Regions from separate parts of the Mus musculus genome. Here region 1 is linked to region 2. The links are chromatin contacts, found by Hi-C or POLR2A ChIA-PET in ENCODE. All regions are on one chromosome and are shown on one strand. The core of a region is the stretch at or near the end of the contact, and the rest is flanking DNA. Distances in the headings are between cores, read along the strand shown.

What was found. Hi-C counts contacts between places; a loop is a spot of excess contacts on that map. ChIA-PET counts read pairs that join two places held with the same protein, here RNA polymerase II (POLR2A).
Region 1: a map of gastrocnemius shows a loop between it and region 2 (2.4-fold over the local background). The contact joins the promoter of Tbc1d31 here to the enhancer-like site in region 2. A Hi-C loop is called at or near these places in 4 of 37 maps with a recorded cell type or tissue (gastrocnemius, heart and left cerebral cortex). POLR2A ChIA-PET finds 5 or more read pairs at or near these places in 3 of 5 experiments (Patski and embryonic stem cell).

What each region holds. Positions count from the first base shown.
Region 1 is chr15:57,908,289-57,915,253 of GRCm38, reverse strand. Tbc1d31 (TBC1 domain family, member 31) reads right to left here and starts at 3,055. Exons shown (of 21, transcript NM_001081396.2): 1 at 2,863-3,055. The coding sequence starts at 2,939.
Region 2 is chr15:57,976,787-57,983,994 of GRCm38, reverse strand. It overlaps LOC115488500 (a long non-coding RNA gene), which reads left to right and starts at 6,649. Exons shown (of 3, transcript XR_003951568.1): 1 at 6,649-6,772. Within about 2 kb of position 3,023, at least 1 of the 3 ENCODE cell types and tissues checked has a DNase peak (open chromatin) inside an H3K27ac peak, as active enhancers do; it is gastrocnemius, where a contact is called at or near this core.

The DNA.
Region 1 (6,965 bases), core at 1,806-4,305, 69 kb after region 2:
TGGATAAATATAAATGCTGCTTGCTGTGCGTGGAGAAGAGCAACACGGGGTAGTTTCTGCCCACTCTGCTTTTCTAGACTTGATATATATTTGTTCGTCATCATGCACTACTTTCACGGGCAAACTTTGTACAGAATGCACAGTGATACTTGTCTAAGTTTACTATTTTTGGAGAATTCCTGTGCCATACATCTGCTGAAAAACTATTTAGAAAACTTACTGGGCCAGTGGGATGGCTCAGCAGGCAAAGATGCTTGCTCCAAGCCTGGTGACCGGAGTTTAATCCCGTAGGCCCCAGTGATGGGAGGAGAGACATGATACCCACAAGTTGTCCTTGTTCTCTGACTTCCACAAATATACCATGCCGTGCACATGGCAAATGTGAGAAAAAACACTTGCAGCCCCAAACGGTTTCTTGATTCTACAGAATTGTGCAGTGATGCGCACCTATAATCCCAGGACTCAGGAAGTGGAAGCAGGAAAACTGAGTTTAAATCCAGCTTCGGCTGCACAGTGAGATCCTATCTCAAAAACAAAAGATGGGGAAACGAAATCATGCATCGTCATTCTGATCTTGAAGACCAGCACAATCCCACCCTGTTTAAAATGACTTTATGTGTGTGCATTCACGCTCACACATGCATGACATGTGGAGGTCATAGGACAACCTACGGGAGTTGGCGCTCTCCTACCATAAGGTACCTAAGGACTAAGCTCAAGAGATCAGGCTTGGCTGCAAGCTCCCTTACCTTCTGAGCCCTCTGGCTAGCCTCCTTCCTTTATTTCAAGAATAGTATTTAATCATGAAAATTTTATCTTTTGCGTATGAATCTTTTAAAAATGATTTATCTTTTGACTGAGCAGTCTGTGCACTGTGCCAGGCCTGGTGCCTGCAGATGCTAGGAAAGGGTCTTAGATTCCCCCTGAGACTTGAATTATAGGAGGTTGGGAGGTACCAAGTGGATACTGGAAATGAAGCTTGGATCTTCTGTAAGACCAGCCAATGCATTTAAGCTCTGAGCCATTTCCCTAGTTCCTTATATGTTGAGTTCTGATATTCCAAATTAAGATCTCATTTTCAAAACTTACAGAAAGATGCTACATGCTACATTGATAAGTGGGTTAAACATTTTCCTCTTGGGCTCACTGGTAAAGCACTTGCCTAAGATATACAAAGCCCTAGGTTGAATCTTCAGCAGTGGAAAAAATTATTTTTCTTCCTGTTTGTCTAAACATAGAGCTTTTTAAACAGATTGATCAGGGATATAGAAAAAAAATCTTACGCTGTTCATCTTTATGGAGTTTCATGGTGTTGAAAGACAAAAATTAATCTTTGCATCGTGGCCCACATCTGGAACCCCAGTGACGGGGCGTTGGAAACATAGACAGTTCCCTGGAGCTAAAGAGATGAGCACTAAGTTCAGTCAGAGTCTATGTCTCAAAAACTAAGGTGAAGAGCACTTAAGGAAGATGCCGATGCTAATCTCTGGGCTTTACAAGCATACCTGCATATACACACATCAACACATACATACATACATACATACATACACATACACATGCACACACACATACACATGCACATGCACACACACACACACACATACATACACACATCAACACACACATGCATACACACACACATATATACATACATACACACATCAACACACACACACACACGTTTTTTATTCTCCTGATATAACTGTCATCCTGGAGGCTTACTGCCTTTTGTTTCTTAACCTAGGCCTAGTCCCCAAAGCTTCTAGCCTCCGGACAACCTAATCTAAACCTAGAATGTTCTCAACCTCTGAGACTTACTGCTGAGTAAGCTCACCCTTTTTAGTTCTTTCTGAGCTCTGCTGGCTGGTTCAACTTAGCTGTCCTGGCTCAAAACTGCTTTCCGAGCTGAAAGGAAAACGCCGAAGAATCTCCACTATTGACAAGATTGTTTATTCAATAGGTCAACGGGTGAATAGCACTGATAAAGGGTGGACAGCCACCAGAAACCACAGTGGCTGGCTGGCTAGTCAAATAAGTGGCTGATCCACTTATAACTGCTTTCAGCTTACAAAAACACTTAGTCTGATTTCTAGGGAAGCAACTAAAAGATAAATAGAAAAGTCTCTTGAGAAACAAACCTCGAGGTATGAACCCAAGTGATACTATGCAGTCCACGCAAACGTAGGTAATCAGAAACACCAAGATCGCTTAGGCAGGCACCATGGGAACCAAAACAAATGGGGGAGGGGGCAAAGACTCCCACTGACGTCACACAAGAGGCTGCGTGTTAAACCCGCTACTCCAAACAGAATAAAAGGAAGCACAGGCGGGTAAAAGTCCCCGCACCAATGACAGGCCCTGCAACACTCACTGCAGAACTTAAGTTTGTTCCAGCGTTGTTCCATAGTGAAAAGCGTGCTTGGCCCACACTAGGCTCTCAACATTACAGGTGTGCAATGTAATGAATGACTTAAGGATGGAGAGCATCGGCTTTTGGAAAGGTAGATGTGCATTGCTTTCTTTGCTCCCATCACCTCCTGGAGTTTTTTTTCCCCCCAACTGGAATAGACATTAATAAATCAAAGCAGGTGGAGTCCTGGCACTCAGCTGAACTGCAAATTCTTTTGCACAAGTCGTAGAGCCTTCTCCTGCCTGCCTCTCACCGTGACCAGGGACCAGATTCTGGGACAACTGCAATCTACGGTTTCCGGAGCTACTTGCTCCTCCTGAGGTCCCAACCCAGGGATGCAGCGCACGGCCAGAGTCAGAATCCCCGGGCCAGCATTCCTCCTCCACGCTTCCCACTTCAGTCTCCCGCAGACCCGCCCCCTCGTCGGTCTCCACAGCCCGCGGCCTCACCCGTCGTGAGTGGCTGGCGATGGCTTGCGGTGCCATATCTTGCCGCTCTCCTTGTTGCCCAGGTCAGTGCTCTGCATGTCGAACCCCGACCCCTACCCCGACTCCGATCCGCGGCTGACCCGGTGAGGGTAACCGTCCCGAGAGCTACCCAGCAGTCCCCGCGCGCCCAACCCGGGAAATTCGAGCGGCCGCCGCGGGGTCTCCGCCCCCAAGGACTGTGCCAATCACGCGGGGGACGCCCCTTCTAGTTACAACCAATCAGGACGGGGATCCGCCCACCTCCGCTCTTGTGGTCCCTCCACTCTGGACAATGGAAACAACCAACGGCTTCTCTCTAGACTCCACCCCTTTTCTGAGGCTTCTAATTCTGCGACCCAAAGGCTTCAGGGAGTTGTAGTTTTCTGAAAACCAAGTCTGGGACTTCAATTCTCTGACACCTATAGGCTCAAACAGACACCAAAAGTGTTTTTCTCCTGAGAGCTTGCTGCCTCCTGCATTTCGTTCTCTATTGCGTTTAGAATAAGAGATTTATAGAAATAACAAAGATGCAAAAGACAAGTTCGTTGAGAAATGGAGGAGTTCCTTTCCTAGAACTTACAGGCACGGCAGAACTCCACAGACCTAAATGAATTCCGCTTTGTTTGGTTTGTTTTTGTTTATTTTTTGCCATACTCATCACGCTTTAATTGCGTAAATTTACAAGATGCTCCCACATTATGGTTTGCAACCCACTCCTCATAATCTAGAAAAGTAAAAAAACGTCAAGAACCAGCTGCACTGGCATCGGAAATCTTTTTCACTTAGCAAAATTCACTCAGTGTTTCTTTAGTGCTTACTACGTGTGGCTGTCCCGCGTGCTTAACAGGCCAACGCACTTAATTCACAGAGAAGCAATTTAGATAATACTTTTAACTCCACTTCAGTGATGTATGAAGTTGCAAGTCGATTTCTAATGAAATCGGTCCACGTTTGGCGTATAAAACAGAAATAATGCCAGGTAGTAGTGGCACACGTCTTCAATCCCAGTACTTGGGAGGCAGAAGCAGGCAGATCTTATGAGGTCAGGCTAGCCTGGTCTACAGAACTAGTTCCAGGATTGCCAGAGTTACACAAAGAAACCCTGTTTCGAAAAACCAAAAACCAAATGAAAAGACCAGAAATGTATTCTCTCAACATTCCGTGTCAACAGAGTCTGGCAACAAAGATTTTCTTCTTTGTCTGGGATAGCCACCTTTTGTTTGTTGCAAATATCTCTTTACTTTTCTCATATATGAAAATAAATGAAAAATCTTAAAGTAAAAATTAAATGAGGTTTTCAAAAGAGAGTGTAAATATTTTTAAGGGAACACGACTTGAGTTCACCACACTGCTAGGAAAGGACCTTTCTCTCCTGATCGGTTTTGAGCTGTAGTCATCTGATGTGTGTATGACTCCTGAGACTTAAGGTGTGTATCCAGACATAGTCAGGCTCTGCCAAAGACTTATCCGATGTGTATGTATGTCTTTCCTTCTTGTTGTTAATGAGGCATGTAATGGTACTTGGTTTATTTATTTATTTATTTGTAATGACACTTGTAACATAGCCTCTGCCCTTTGTCAGCTTCAGTAAGCTTCTTACAACTGCTCCCTCATTAACATAGATCAGCCGCACTTCTGACCCACACCTGCTTCTGTCTCCTGTTCCCTTTGGGGCACTCATGCAAGGCTATTTGAGTCGGTATCTCACAAGGTTCTCTCTAAGTCTCAGAGCTTGACTTGCCATTTACTATGGACAGTTACAGTTGGATTTAGGGTTCACAAGAATAGTCCAGAATGATATTCTTAGATGAAACTCAACTTAAAAAAAAAGATTTATTTATTATTATATGTAAGTACACTGTAGCTGTCTTTTAGACACACCAGAAGAGGGCATCAGATCTCATTACGGATGGTTATGAGCCACCTTGTGGTTGTTGGGATTTGAACTCGGGACTTTTGGAAGAGTAGTTAGTGCTCTTAGCTGCTGAGCCATCTCACCAGCCGGAAACTCCTTAACTTACATCTTCAAAGATTGGTGCATGTGCGCACGTGTGTGTGCGTGTCTGTCTGTCTGTCTGTCTATGTATATGTTTGCTAGGCTTCACGCATACTTCGAGTAGTATGTAGACATATATGAGGGGAGAGGGGAAAGAATTTGATTTGCCACAGATAGGTGCTACTATTATCCCTATTTCCTAGGAAATTGAAGTAAGAGGAAAGCCAAAAGAGAGGCATGATCCTTCTGTTCTTGAGCCCCATGATTTTCAACAACAAAAAAAGCAACCACAAAAGAAATGTTTGGTCAGCAGCATGACACATTCCTATAATACTAGCACTTGGGAGGCTAAGACTGGGTGATTTCAAATTGGAGCCCAGCCTGAGCCACAAAATTTTACTTTGGCTCAGAAAAAAAAAATCCTATGGATCATTAGTCAATAACAGACACATACACACTCTATATATATTCTTAATTTGCATATTTAAAGTATATAATTGTGTAAGTTTGACATAAGTACTCATTGTGAACCTACTACCAAATCAAGAGGATGAACATATCTGTCACCGTAAGACTCCCTCCTGTCTCTCTCTCTTTTTTTTTTTGAGACTCAGTTTCTCTGTATAGTCCTGGCTGTCCTGGAACTCACTCTATAGACCAGGCTGGCCTTGAACTCGGAAATCTACCTGCCTCTGCCTCCCACGTGCTGGGATTAAAGGAATGGGCCACCACTGCCCGGCAACAGCTTTCTTCATGTGTCTTATACACCAATAAAATTAATGTATACAAAGCATCAAAGATTAACAGTAACATTAATGATGATTCCCATGGTACTCAGAGCCCTTAGAGGCGCCACCACGCCCGGCTCCCTCCTGTCTCTTCTTTGTGATCTTTTTCTATCCCCATCCGACTTGGTGTATTGCCACGGCTGGATGTTGTCTGTCCCTCACATTAATTATTTTCTAGACATTTATATAACTGGAATCTTATTCACCCCCTCCTTTTTCTCCTTCATTTGGATTCTTTTTTTTTTTTTTTAAGATTTATTTATTTATTTATTTATTACATGTAAGTACACTGTAGCTGTCTTCAGACCCTCCAGAAGAGGGAGTCAGATCTCATTATGGATGGTTGTGAGCCACCATGTGGTTGCTGGGATCTGAACTTTGGACCTTCGGAAGAGCAGTCCGGTGCTCTTATCCACTGAGCCATCTCACCAGCCCCATTTGGATTCTTTTATATACCATGAGCTTGAAATTGTTATGAAGAGATTCAGTTGTTTTGTTGGGACACCAGTTAGTCATCATTTTCATTGCTAAGTGGTGTTCTATTATATCCGTATGATCTGTTTATCATTCATGAACATTACCATGGTTTCCGGTTTTTCTTCTCCCGAGTAAAGCTGTTATGAACACTCTTTTATTTCTCTGGGAGGTGTTCCTGAGAGTGGAGCCATTGCCTTGTGTGACAGGCATCAGTTTAGCTTTTCAGGAGGCTGGCAGATGTGTTCCACACATGGGTGGTAATTCACACGCGCGCGCGCGCGCGCGCGCGCGCACACACACACACACACACACACACACACACCACCTCAAAGCAGGAGTCCAGGTGCTCCTCGTTGGTAATGAATCTGTCATTTTGGCCACTCTGAGGATATTGCAGTATCCATGGCGATTTTAATTTCTTCTTCTGAAATGGCAAATGAGGCTTAGCATCTCTTTATGCAATTATTTGTGTTCTATGTGAATTCTTGCTAAGTATCTGCTCGAATCCTTTATGCGTTTTTAATTGGATTGTTTGAATTCTTATTATTGTGCTTTGAGACTCATTCATGTAATCCTAAGTACAAGCTTTTCATTGTACATATATTCGCTTTGCAAATATTTTTTTTTCAGTCTGTGGCTTGTTTTTCCACTTTTTAAAAAGGCTGTTTGTCAAACATGATATTAATGAAGATCAGCCTATCAGTGTTTCATATTTGGAGGGGATTTGGGGAATCATCTTTAAGAAACCTTTTCCTATGGAACTGGGGAGATGGCTCAACTGGAAATGTGCTTGCTGTGCTGAGTTCAAACCCCCAGGATACACC
Region 2 (7,208 bases), core at 1,774-4,273:
CCACTTTTTCTGCTTCTATTCCCACTCTTCAAGCTCTGTAGAGTCTCTCCTCAGCTCCAGAGAGTGAGTAGGGCAACAAGAAAGTATGTGGTATTCCTCTTACCTGGACTTGACTTTGTGTTTGCTTGATAAATGATTGCGTGCCTCCCTTGAAAGAGGGGTAGCTCTGTGTAACCTATAGGGACCATTTTCCTGTCTCCTCACAAAGCAGCTCTTAAAAAAAAAAAAAAGAGAAGAATCTTTGAGTGGAACTTACCTCTTCACAGCCCTCCCCCCAGTTCTTGGCCCTTCACAGATTCCAGATATTCTAGTCAAATCCTTTAGAAGAGTCAGAAGACATGAATGTTGGTACCACTCATCACCCCACCCCGTCCCTGTACCCTTGTCAGACATTACTAATCGATCACTGAGCTTTTTCTGAGTGAGCTGGGAACTAATTTCCCAGTGTAGCTTAGAGGGGAGCAGAGAATTCATCTGGAGACATCAAGAGAGATCCTAGAATATGAGACAGTCTACAAGACAGACAAATGGGGCAGAGACGGTTAAACTGAGGAACGGAGGCACAGGGAGATCAATTAAATTCCTCAAGCTCTCAGTAGCAGAGGCTGGGCTGGGTTCTTCTCTGAAGTTCTTGCTCCTCTCTGGAACCTGAATTTTCTAATTGCTAGAGGTGTGTGTGTGTGTGTGTGTGTGTGTGTGTGTGTGTGTGTGTGTAAGAGAGAGAGAGCCAGAGAGAGAGCGAGAAGGGGGGGGTCTTGCTCTTTTGTCCAGGCTGGCCTGGAACTCACCATGTAATTCATGTAGTTCACGCTGGATTGAACCCTCAGTGACCTTCCTGTGTCAGCCTCCAGCATGCTGAGATTATAGGCACAATCTTAACCACACCTGGTTTTGTAATTACTAGTTCAAGTGAGAATCCTCTCTGGGAGCCCGATAAATTTGTAGAGGCAGTAGGGGCAGGGAAGGCATGTCTTAGCTTCTTGGTACCCCAAGTTTCCATCCCAGTTAGGGATTAGCACAAAGTCAGCACAAAGTCAGTGTCTGTTGGAGCAGTAACTGGTTAAGAGCCCCAGACTGAGAAGCTGGGTGGTATGGACAGAAGACACTCTCATGGGGACCAGGGCTCGCTTGTGTACAGGATGGGAAAAATCTAGAGGCTGTGGCTGGGCCCTGGGGGAAGAGCACCTCCCCTGTCACTTCACATCAAGGCCCGTAGCACTGAGAGAATCATACAGTCTTGTTACCCAGTGACCTAAGATGTGAAATTAAATTAAAAATTAGTTGGCGTATTAATTAGACAGGCAAATCACTCCCTGTCAACATCAATCAATTCTTTTAGGCATAAAATCAGAACAGCCAAGGCAGGGCAGGGTGAGGTTCTCCAACGTGTGCCTGCTGGAGACCAAGGCAGTGGGTAGGAAAGAGAAGTGTCTGAGGGTTCTGCCAGGTGCCCCAAGTCCCATTCACCCACAAAATCTTCTTCAGCTGCTTTTTAGAGGAGCCTCTCCCTCCAGCTTGGTCTCCACTGGTCCTATCTTGAGCATCTTACAAAATTCCAGAGCCCTTCCCAGCATCCCCCACTGCGAGGACTGTGACTCTTTTGTCTCTCACCTTTGACTCGAGGTCCCTTGCTTGAGATTTCTGTCATGCATAAAGACTACACAAGCTACTCATTTTTGCCTAGCAAACACCAAGGCGCTTTCTAAAAACTAAGATATCACTGACACCCACTAAAGTTCATCCCGGTGACTGCGCTGCTGCTGAGTTGAGACCATAACCAAACAACGTTGTCATCACCACTAAGTCCTTCCAAAGTCACAGACAGCTTCCCCTCCATCAGCCCTGATAAGCCACCTATCACTTTCCTGTCTCTAAAACATTTTGCTTGTCCCTGGGTGTCACATAATTAGAAGTACACAGGGTTAGATCTCCGCATCTGGCTTCTGGCTTATTTTGCTTAGCATAATGCATTGTGATTCACCTATCTGTGCATCGGTAGCCATTGTCTAGATGTACCATAGTTTGTTTATCCAGTTCCCAGCGAAAGGACATTGGGTTCTCACTTGATAGGTTTAAGAATAAAGCCACTACAAATGATTGTATGCAGAATTTCATCTAAACCAAGTTTGTATCAATTGGGTAAATATCTAGGACACTATTTCTAAGTTCCACGGTAGATGTTTTTTATGACTTTGTAAGAAACTGCTGCGCTGTCTTGCAAAGACTGACTTTATGCCCATCAGCAATGAAGGAGACTTTGGTTGCTCCACACTGCTGATGCAAGTGTGTGCCCACCTGCTGAGTGTGTGGAAGCCAGAGGTTAGTGTCAGGATGTTTTCTTCCATTTCGTCTCCATCTTTTCTTCAGGTCTCCTTTAGCTTGGAGCTCTCTGATTCGGCTATACTGCTTGGCTATTGAGCCTCCTGGAATCTGCTTGTCTCTGCTCTCCCAGGGCAGGGGCTACAGATGCATAAGCACCACACTTGCTACTTCACCTGAGTTCTGGGGTCTCAACTCCGGTTCTCATGCTTGCACGGAAAGCATTTTATCCGGTGAGCCATCTCCCCACTTGTGGTGTATAAATTTTAAGAAATGACATCATGCGTTGCTGATGACCACACTTATACAGTTTGCAGACCCAGTGGCAAAACACAAACATGGAGTCCCTTGTTCAGAAGAGAAGGAAAGAAAATACTATTGGAGTTACTGACTTTCTGTGGTCTTTCTCTTGGCTTCTAGTAGGCTGTTTGGTCTGCTTTTTAAATTTGTTCTTGGATGTTTTCCTGTGTTCTGGGGTGTGTTTGTATTCATATTCTGAGCAGAGACAAAGGTCTAGATGCACACAGGACTCTCTCACAGGCTCAGGCTCGGGGTCGCACCGCTGCTGCTATAAATGAGGGAATGCCAACTGACTTCTGTGGTTCTGGGAAGCTGACCAAGAACGCACTCCCCACCGGGACCCAGACCTTCTAAGAAGAGTCACTTTATAACCAGATTTTCTCTCTGGCTATTGATGGAAGCCGCTAAGACAGATGAAGCAACTCTGTCAAGCATAATTGTGCAATCCAAGCACAACACGGTGGTTGAAGGAAGGTCTGGGAGCCGATGTCACTGATAGGAACTGAAAGCCCTGTGAGCTGGCACGCCAAAGCCACACACCCATTAGCTTTGTGAACCGGGGCCTCATGGCTTTGTGTGTGTGCTGACAGGAGACACTGCCCCTCACAGCTGTTGTTATAGGGCTGGTACTGGAACAAAACTTATCCTGTTCTGGGTCTGATCTTGGAAGGAGCAGGCCCAGAGTTGGGCCTCAGGGCTGCTGCACCCACCACCTGTCTCATCAGGCAGTAGGAGAGGAGTGGGTGGCTCCTTTCAGGAGAGTGTTAACCCTTTCTTCTCTGGCTGTCCTGCCCATCCAGAACATGGAGAGTCATAGTACCTATGACTCTGCTTCTGGATAATTTAGTGGAAAGGTTCATTTGGACAACAACAACAACAACAACAACAACAGTCCCATTGTGCACATTGTGCAACGTTGTAACTCTTCCATCCCATGAAAACAGAGGCACAGAAGGGAACCAGCCCTGCCTGCAAAGGTAGATCTGTTTCTCTGCAGCAGGGGGATGTCTCAAATGTCTCTTGCCATCAATCTTCAAATGTTCCCAGTTTCCACAGAGGTACAGCCTGCTCTGCTGCCAGGAAAGACAGCAGGTAAGAAACCATCAACACAGAGGATCCCTGTCTCACAAACAAACAAAGGAAAGGGGGGAAGGAAGGAAGGGAGGGAGGAAGGAAAGAAGGAAGGAAAAGGAAGAAACCATTAAGCCAGGCAGTGAGATGGATCAGCCAGCTGGTAAAAGGTGATTGCCACCAAGCCTAATGACCTGAGTTCAGTCCCCTGGATTCCCAAGATAGAAGAAGTATGGCTTTAAGACACACACACACACACACACACACACACACACACTGAATAAATATAAAGAACTAACCTAGGCCTATGGGGGCTCACAGAGACCGGGCCACCAACCAGGAAATATGCAGGCACTGGACCTGGACTCCCTACACGTTGTAGTAAACGTTCAGCTCTGCTTTCATGCGGGTCCCCTAACATGTGGAGCCAGGGTCTCGGTCTCTGTTCCTTGACATTGGATCCCCTTCCCCCTACCTGGACTGGTTGGGCTTCAGTGGGAAAGAATGCACCCAGTCCTGCTGGGACTAGATGTCTCAGAGTGGTCCCAAGGCCCCCCTCTCCCCCTTCTTTGAGGAGGAGAGGGGACAAGGGGCAATGGGGCGAAGGGACTTGTAAGGGTGGGACTGGGACAAGAGGCAGGGGGGCTGTGATCGGAATGTAAAGTGAATAAAAATAAATAAATTATTGGAGGAAATAAATAAATAAATATAAAGGAATGTAAGAAAGCAAAGGGAAAAAAAAGCATGAAAACAAGCATGGGGCCTTGAAATGAAGCAATCAAGCAAACATGCCCCTGAACCGTGGTGAATGTTACAGTCAGGAAGAGGGCAGGGTCCGTGAGAACACAGCACAGAGGAGCTCCACCCAGCTCAAGGGCAGATGCCTCAGGAATGATGAGAGGGGATGAGGGGGGTGTCTGCCTGTGTGGGGGGAGGGTGAGATGGGCCCTGGAGGTACCCGAGGATGTGGCTCCTAGTGGGAGGGTGAGCCAGGCCCTGAAGGTACCCGAGGATGTGGCTCCTCTTTGTGGTAGAGCCATGAGGTTTTGGGGGGATACGGTCAAAGTCACTGTAACATTAGTAATGGCCACTCTAGTCTCAGGGAGCCTATCGAGCGCTTTGGGGAACATCTGGCCAACAGCAGGGGTAAGGCTGCTTCATTCTTGGATGCTGCCAGTAACAACAGGCTGCCTCCTGCCTAGCTGTCCGTTCATCAAGCTGAACCCAGGCTGGGGGGACTGAAGCCTTCTGATGCCCTGGACAAAGAGCTGTTCCCCTCAGGGCGCATCTGAACAGCCTGCCTTCACACCCCTCGTCTCTTTGCCTCTGCTCCCTCTCTTTGCCGGGATGGCTTCTCCCTTCCATCTGTCTTGTTATAGTCAGAATAAAAGATGAGACTCCTGCGAGCCTAACCAAGGCCAGCCAGGCAGGTTGCCAACCCCAACTGTAAGAGGTCAGCGTGTGGGAAGAGGGGGTGCTTTCCGTATCCCAGAGGATGACAGCATAGTGTCCGACCCTGAGGGCCTCCTCCTCTCTCAGTTCTCAACTCTCCTCTGTTTCTTCTTAGTTGAAGCAGAGGTCACGGGAAGGAGGCAGGAGTCCTAGTATGCAGGCATTTGGAGCCAACTCTTCTGACCTCTGTTCCAGCTGAGCAGTCACTACTGGGGACTGTATGAGGAAAGAGCAGGCAGAGGCCAGGCCAGACAGAGGTGGCTCTTAAGCTAGGTACAGTCCCTGTCGAACCGATGGAGACAATGAGCTGAGGGTGAGACAGAAGTACAGAGAGAGCGAGGTGTTAAAAGTCTCAGTCATTCCTACCAGCTGACCTTCTGGTCTTGACCTTTGGGTAAATGGAAACTTGTCCCTGGGGTGAGAGGACAGGAATGAACCTATTCTTCTTTTAATCTGCCCACAAGTTCTTCAGTCTTCCGCTATCCAACACATCAATACAACTCTGCTGTGTTTGTTACTAACAAAACTTAGATCTTCTGGAATTTGAAGACTTTTCTGTGACACCTAGAGCCACCTTCGTGGTAGCATGAATAATAAAAGGTCTCTCACTGACTTGGATGTTGGATTAAAGTGTCTGCAGGACTTGGTCCTCCCTGGGTCCCCTTATTGGCTGTGGATAGATGGCTGTCTTCCCCCTGCACCCTTCTAGGTGTTCCCTCCGTGTGCACTCGGTCCTCCTTTCTCATAGACACTCCAGGCAGTTATAAAGATCAAGGAAGAGGCACACGCATTACTAGGTGTGATGGCTATTCTTGATTGTTAACTACACCCGGAGTTAACTAAAACCCAAGCGGCTAGTGTGGTGGCTTGAATAGAAATGTCCCCCAAAGACTCATGTGTTTGAATGCTTGGCCCATAGGGAGGTGTGGTCTTGTTGGAGTGGGTGTGGCCTTGTTAGAATAGGTGTGGCTTTGTTAAAGGAACTATGTCACTAGCTGGGAACCTGGAGCACACTGGCCTGCAGCCAGATCAACAGGTTGGAGAGTGTCCCTTCCAGGCAGCTCAACTGGTCTGAGAGTGTCTTTCTCTGCATCACTTCCTTCCTGCTTCTATATGCTGGGGAGAGGGAGGGATGAGGCGAGTCTTGTCAGTTTCAGGAATTTCCTGGGGCCACTGAATTGCTTACTTCCTGAGCTTAAGGAGCTTCTCTGCAGGATGGAGTTCTTACACATCAAATGACGGCTCAATACGTTTAAACATGCAGTATGGACCAGACAAGAATCCAGTTCTGTGTGTTGTGTGTAGAACACACAGTAGTAGAAACCTGTAAACTCATCTATACTGCGGGGCATCCCTTGTGCTGATTGCTTCAGGTTGCTTAGGACAGAGAATAAAAGAGCCACATGTTGGAGGCGGTGGCCAAGAAAGAAGCTGTTTCATTGGGAGAAGGAGTCAGAAAGGAGTTAAGTGGGGAAAGAATTAGCAAGTTTCAGAGGATGTGACCTTTGACCTGACAGTTGAAGGAAGAAATCCAGGTAGCAAAGTCACCTGAGCATAGAGAGGCCAGTCAGGTGGAGGCGGCCTGTGCACAGGTGGCAGTGGGAAAGGCCTGTTCCTGCAGTTCCAGAAGGTACAGCTTGGAACACTTGGTCAGCTATGGGTCTGAGAAATGACACACTCACTTCCAGCCAAGCCTGTAGTCCCGTGGGATGCGGGGCACCATCCACCTTGTATTTTGGACTCTGTGCACACAAAGCCAGAGGTTCATTCTGGGGCCTCCCTGAGGAGTGCACTTGCTGCAGGAACCAGGAAGCTGGGCATGTGTTCACACACCCAAAGGTTCCCTTCTGTCTTTGATAGTGAGTGGGACCCTGTTTTAGTTACAGTTCTCTTGCTGTGAGAAGACACCTTAAGCAAGGCAGCGAATCAAGGAAAGCATTTAACTGGGGGCCTGCTTCCAGTTTCAGATTAGTTTATGACCACCCTGCCTGGGAACATGGTAGCAGGCAGCCTTTAGTAAGAGCGGTAGCTGGGAGCTCACATCTTATCTATAATATAGGGGCAGA